Regions from separate parts of the Homo sapiens genome. Here region 1 is linked to region 2. A link is a loop called in an ENCODE intact Hi-C map of the cell type or tissue named here. Cell type or tissue: K562. All regions are shown on one strand. Links, peaks and the distances in the headings refer to the core of each region. The heading gives the core; the rest is flanking DNA.

Evidence for each region. Peaks named below come from ENCODE experiments on the same cell type or tissue, not always from the same donor. Only the 100,000 strongest peaks of a DNase experiment are listed, where the experiment ranks them.
Region 1: it touches region 2 in a loop (2.1-fold over the local background); 2 of 110 quality-filtered maps call a loop at or near these places.

Annotation. Positions count from the first base shown.
Region 1 is chr5:129,080,973-129,083,902 of GRCh38, forward strand. It overlaps LOC102723638 (a long non-coding RNA gene), which reads left to right and starts at 2,478. Exons shown (of 2, transcript XR_002956247.2): 1 at 2,478-2,930. In K562, for the core only: no CTCF peak of the experiment used is centred there; DNase peaks (open chromatin) are centred at 1,519 and 1,989.
Region 2 is chr5:129,030,727-129,033,656 of GRCh38, forward strand. It overlaps SLC27A6 (solute carrier family 27 member 6), which reads left to right. Exons shown (of 10, transcript NM_001017372.3): 10 at 2,380-2,909. The coding sequence ends at 2,556. Among named protein-coding and RNA genes, the nearest start is that of ISOC1, 63 kb to the right of the region's middle. In K562, for the core only: no CTCF peak of the experiment used is centred there; no DNase peak of the experiment used is centred there.

The DNA.
Region 1 (2,930 bases), core at 102-2,601, 50 kb after region 2:
ACTTCTGTGAACTCAAGTATTCTATCTGCTTAAAATGCCATGTGAGGCAGGGCGTGGTGGCTCACGCCTGTAATCTCAGCACTTTGGGATACCGAGGCGGGCAAATCACTTGAGGTCAGGAGTTCATAACCAGCCTGGCCAACATGATGAAACTTCGTCTCTACTAAAAATACAAAAAATTAGCCAGGCGTGGTGGCACGTGCCTGTAATTCCAGCTACTGGGAAGGCTGAGGCAGGAGAATTGCTTGAACCCAGGAGGCAGAAGTTGCAGTGAGCTGGGATCACGCCACTGCACTCCAGCCTGGGTGACAGAGACTCTTGTCTTAAAAAAAAACAAAAACAAAAAGTGCCATGTGAAACCAGTCACCTCCCTGTGAGCCATTTATGGCTTCAGTAAATTGCATATCACAGTAAAAAGTAATCTCTAGTGGATCTCCTGTATTTTTCATCCTGTTTAGTGCAATATCATAAACCTTGAATGACACCATGGGACCCACACAGAGTACCACTAGCGATGCTGAAAGGGCTCCCAAGAAGCAGAGAAAAGCCATGACCTACACAAGAAAAAGTCAAATTGCATGATATGTATTGTAGATTGAGGTTGCAGCTGCGGTTGCCCACCATTCCAGACAGATAATTCATCTTGGAAACAGACAATGTAAACTTAAGCTATCAATAAATATAGTAATGTAAAAGGATTTTCTCTTTCTTATGAATTTCTTAGTAACATTTTCTTTTCTCTTACTTTATTTTAAGAATACAGTATATAATACATATAATACAGTATATAATACATATTATAATTATATAATACATATAATTTCCTGTTTATGTTATCTATCAGTAAGGCTTCTGGTCACCAGTAGGTAATTAGTAGTTAAAATTTGGAGAAGTCAAAAAGTTAAACACAGGGTTTTGACTGAGCAGGGACTTGATTCCCTTAACCCTTACCTTGTTCAAGGGTCAACTGCATATTATAATATCTTTGGGGATAAGGTGGGAAATGACTTGAAATCACTCAACCAGAGGATTTTAAAAGTGTGAGGGAGAAAAACTCAACTTAGTTTAGATGTTCATTGATTCGCTCACATATTATTGTGTTTCTATTATTCCCAGGAACTATACTGCTGGGAATACTCTGATAAGAGTTGGACAGAGTCTCTGCCTTCATTTAGTGTGTACACTTTATAAATAAACTTTTTAAAAAGATGACTACTGAATGGTAAGTGCTAAGAGAAAAACAAACACAATAATATGATAAGAGTATGGGGTTCCACTGAGGGAATCTACTCTAGATAAACCTAGAGGATGAGAAGGAGCCAGCATGGGAAAATTCTGGCAAACAATCTTACAAGCAGAGTAAGTACAAGACTTTGAAGCAGCAAAGATCTTACACAATCCATCGTGGTTGGAGCAGTAAGAGTTAAGAATACATAGATGAGAGAAGAGAAGAGAAGAAAGGCAGATATTGCAAGGTCTGGAAGGCCAAGATAAGGAAATGAATTTCACCTCATTTTAAATGTAGTAGGAAGCCAATAAGCCAACAAGAAATTTTAAGCAGAGAAGTGAGATGTTCTCATTTATGTTTCCAACAGTTCACTCTGCTGTGTACAGCGTGGACTGGGGGGGAAGAGTTAAAGCAGGAAAATCTTCAACTAGGGTGGCCCCAGTGGATTACAGAAACTTCAATGACCTAAGAATAGTTTGGTAGAAGCAATGGACTTTGCCGATAAAATGAATGTTGTGGTGTGTGAGGGCAATAAGTTAAGAATAACTCACAGGTTTCTAGCTTGGTCACTGGGCCCAAGGTATTGTCAATTTCTAACTTGGAAGGAGACTTTGAAGAAAAAATGTTTACAGGATACAAATCAAGTGTTCTGCTTTGACCATGTTATTTTTTAGAATTACTGGAATATACAAGTGGAGAGGTCAAGTAGGCAGTTTGAGATATGAGTCTGAGGTTCAGGGACAGGTCAGCACATGTAAATTCTGGGACTAGATCATATCATTAGGTGAAGTAACAGACGAAGAAGAAAAAAGTAATCAGGACTTCAGCCTATGAACATTTAAAAGGGAGATAATAGAAGAACCAAAAGGGAAAAAAAAGTGACGGGGTGCAGTGGCTCATGCATGTAATCCCAACTACTTGGAAGGCCAAGGCGGTTGGATCACTTGAGGCTAGGATTTTGAGACCAGCTTCGGCAACATAGCAAGACTTTCTCTCCACAGAAATTAAAAAAAAAAAAATTAACTGGACATGCATGGTGGCACATGTTTGTAGTCCCAGCTACTCAGGAGGCTACTGAGGTGGGAGGAATGCTTGAGCCTCAGAGTTTGAGGCTGCAGTAAGCAAAAAAAAAAAAAAAAAAAAAAAAAAAAAAAAAAAAAAAAAAAAAAAAAAAAGAAAGAAAGAAAGAAAGAAAAAAGCCTAGAGGAGGACAAGAGTGAGGAGAAAAGGGGAATATGATGTAATAACAGGATTTCATAAAGTAGAGAGTGATCAGAGATGTGTTGAATATATTTGAAAAGTGTAGTAATTGAGTGCATAGACATGGTCCTTAGCCAGACACATGGGTCATGTATTGGGTAATGTGGAGATTATTGGTGACCTTGACAAGAACAGTTTTAGTGCACAGAGGAGGGAGAGGCCATACTGAGGTGAGTTTATAAGTAAATAGAAGTTGAGTAGACTTTTTCAAAATGTTTTTCTATGGAGAGAAGAAAAATGGGATGATATTTGTAGAAAACGAGTTATATTATCATCTCCTCACTTAAAAATAATATCATGCCCAATGAGAAAGATCCAGTAGAGAGAGAGATATATTGTGTATGTAGGAGAGGGGTGGGGATAAGTGCAGAACAGAAGCCTCTAAGGGATGGTATCCAGAATCTAGGTGGGGCCTTTGGTGGGAGTAAGGAGACTTCCTTCA
Region 2 (2,930 bases), core at 224-2,723:
TCACCTTGTTTCCCCCAAGGATAACATTTTGCAGATCTGTTACAACCAGGATGTTAACATAATCTACCCATCTTATTAAAAATTCTGCTTTACTTACACTTATATGTGTGCGTATATTTTCTATACAGTTTTATCACCTGTGCAACTTCATGCATTCATGACCATAGTAAAGATATGAATAATTTCAAAATCTTTCCCCCATGTTGTCCTTTTACAACCATAGCGAGCTCCCTCTTGTCCCTCCTCATCCTCACCCAACCCCATAAGTAATATATTTTGATGGAGTAGAAAGTTGACAGGACAAATAATATTTTAAGAGTTTTTTTCCAAGGCAACATAAAATTCACTTTCATTAAATAGAAAAAATGTTTTAGCTCAAGACTACTTTAGAAGATTAGATCAGCCTTGCACAAATTTAGAAAGTATTTTAGGATCCTTAAGCACCTAAAAAGAACATGGACCATGACTGTTATGTTTATTAGAGTATTCACTATAGTTAGAAATAAAGCCTGACAGCAGTCAAATATTTGTTTAATAAATGAATGTTAGTAATAAATGATCTCATAAAAGAAATGCAAAAGTAAAAGTTACTTCTGACAAAATGAGTCAAACAAGTATTGTATTACAAATCTATTTAGCACAAATTAAAAAATGGAAGAAGCCTTTTTGCCAATAATTCACAAAAATATAATATTCAGTGTGGCTGGGATAAAACGAACTTGGTCCTTTCATTCTGCTCATGGAACCATAAATTGTTATAACCTCTCTAGAAAACAATTTGGTAATATATGATCAGACTCTTAACAGTTTGCATATATTTTGACTTAGTCAAAATGCATCTTAGGAAGTAATCAAAGATGTATAAAGATTTTAATATTCTAAAACACATTTTTTATTTCTAGTGTTAAAAATTTTGATATTCTCTAAAAGTTCATGAATAAGGGCAAAGTTAATTAAAATATGATAATTAAATGAGACCTTATAAAACAATTTTCTAAGTTCAATTTTGAAGAAAATTACAGGACCCAGGAAAATATACTTTGTATAATATTAAGCTTAAAAATGGCAGAACACTAAATTGTATAAATACAGTGAGCTGCTAATTTTTAAGAAAAGAGTAAAAGGATATGTTTGCTTGCACAGCCATATCTGGCTGTGATGACAGTGTTGGATCAGGGGAGATGGAGGAGGGAAGGGAGATCAGGGAAGGGGGTTCAAAGTGAAGTTGACTCAAATAGTCCAAAAGGATAAATAAAAATGGCCAAGCTACTCATAGAATGTTGTAGGGTCTCTACATGTCATCTCACTTAAACAGACTGTTTATCCATGCCTGAAATTCCCACAAAGGGATACACTCTTATCTCCTTTAAACACCTTGAAACAGAGATTCTTAAACTTTCTAGACTCATGGCATCTTTAATGTCTCATAGCACTCTTGGGTCAAAACAAATACCTAAACATTTGTTTATTCACTAGTTAAGGAAAAACAGATTGGTAAGTATTTAGGTCTAACAAATGAGTAGCCACCTGAAAAATAATCCATATAAATAAGTAAATGCTTTCATTTCATTTTCAAATAACCACAATCAGTCACTAAGGAGATGTAAGTTGGGCCACAGTTCTTCAGACCTTGGAATTAGATTGGACTGGACAGGGAGAGCCTGATTTCATGTTCCATGATGATTTTTGGCTGTACTTGCTTTTTATCCCAGCAACTACCAAAAACCCAATTTTGCAAAGATAATGACATCATTGAATGTATTACAAATTACTATTGAAACTGTGAACCTTGAGCTAGTAGTTTGTGACTGGTGACTAACAGATGTCACTGAGTTTCTCTTGAAAACAAGATATCCTGTGAGGACCTTGGAAATTCACTGAGGTACCTCAAGTTTTAGACCATTCAAGTAACCCCTCTGGGTATATTTAAGCCATGTTTTAGAACATTCTGCACCCCGTCTGGCTCTTATAGTATTCTGCTTTTTATGATAGATTTGTGTGTACCTGTAGTAGAAATTGCTGTCTTTTGTGGCTTTTATCTCCTTAGCATCTTATGGCATTCTCTATACATAATGTTATATTGGCATTGAATTGAAGAGATAACCTATGTATTTTAGACATAATTATAATCAGTTTATTATGTTCATAATTCTTATATATTGAATGAGTTTATATTTAAGTAAAGTTTACAGGTAAATCAAACTAAAGATTTTAATATTCTAAAATACATTTTTTATTTCTAGTGTTAAATTATTAGAAAATACAGAGATCACTAGATATAAAGTGTCATAATTTAATATTACAGTCTATAGTATTAACTATATATGTATATATTATAGTTATTAAATGATTCTACTCATCCTGGTAATTGCTTTACAGGAAAAAATGGAAGCAACAGGAACATTCAAACTATTGAAGCATCAGTTGGTGGAAGATGGATTTAATCCACTGAAAATTTCTGAACCACTTTACTTCATGGATAACTTGAAAAAGTCTTATGTTCTACTGACCAGGGAACTTTATGATCAAATAATGTTAGGGGAAATAAAACTTTAAGATTTTTATATCTAGAACTTTCATATGCTTTCTTAGGAAGAGTGAGAGGGGGGTATATGATTCTTTATGAAATGGGGAAAGGGAGCTAACATTAATTATGCATGTACTATATTTCCTTAATATGAGAGATAATTTTTTAATTGCATAAGAATTTTAATTTCTTTTAATTGATATAAACAGTAGTTGATTATTCTTTTTATCTATTTGGAGATTCAGTGCATAACTAAGTATTTTCCTTAATACTAAAGATTTTAAATAATAAATAGTGGCTAGCGGTTTGGACAATCACTAAAAATGTACTTTCTAATAAGTAAAATTTCTAATTTTGAATAAAAGATTAAATTTTACTGAAATATTTTATTTTTATGTATCCT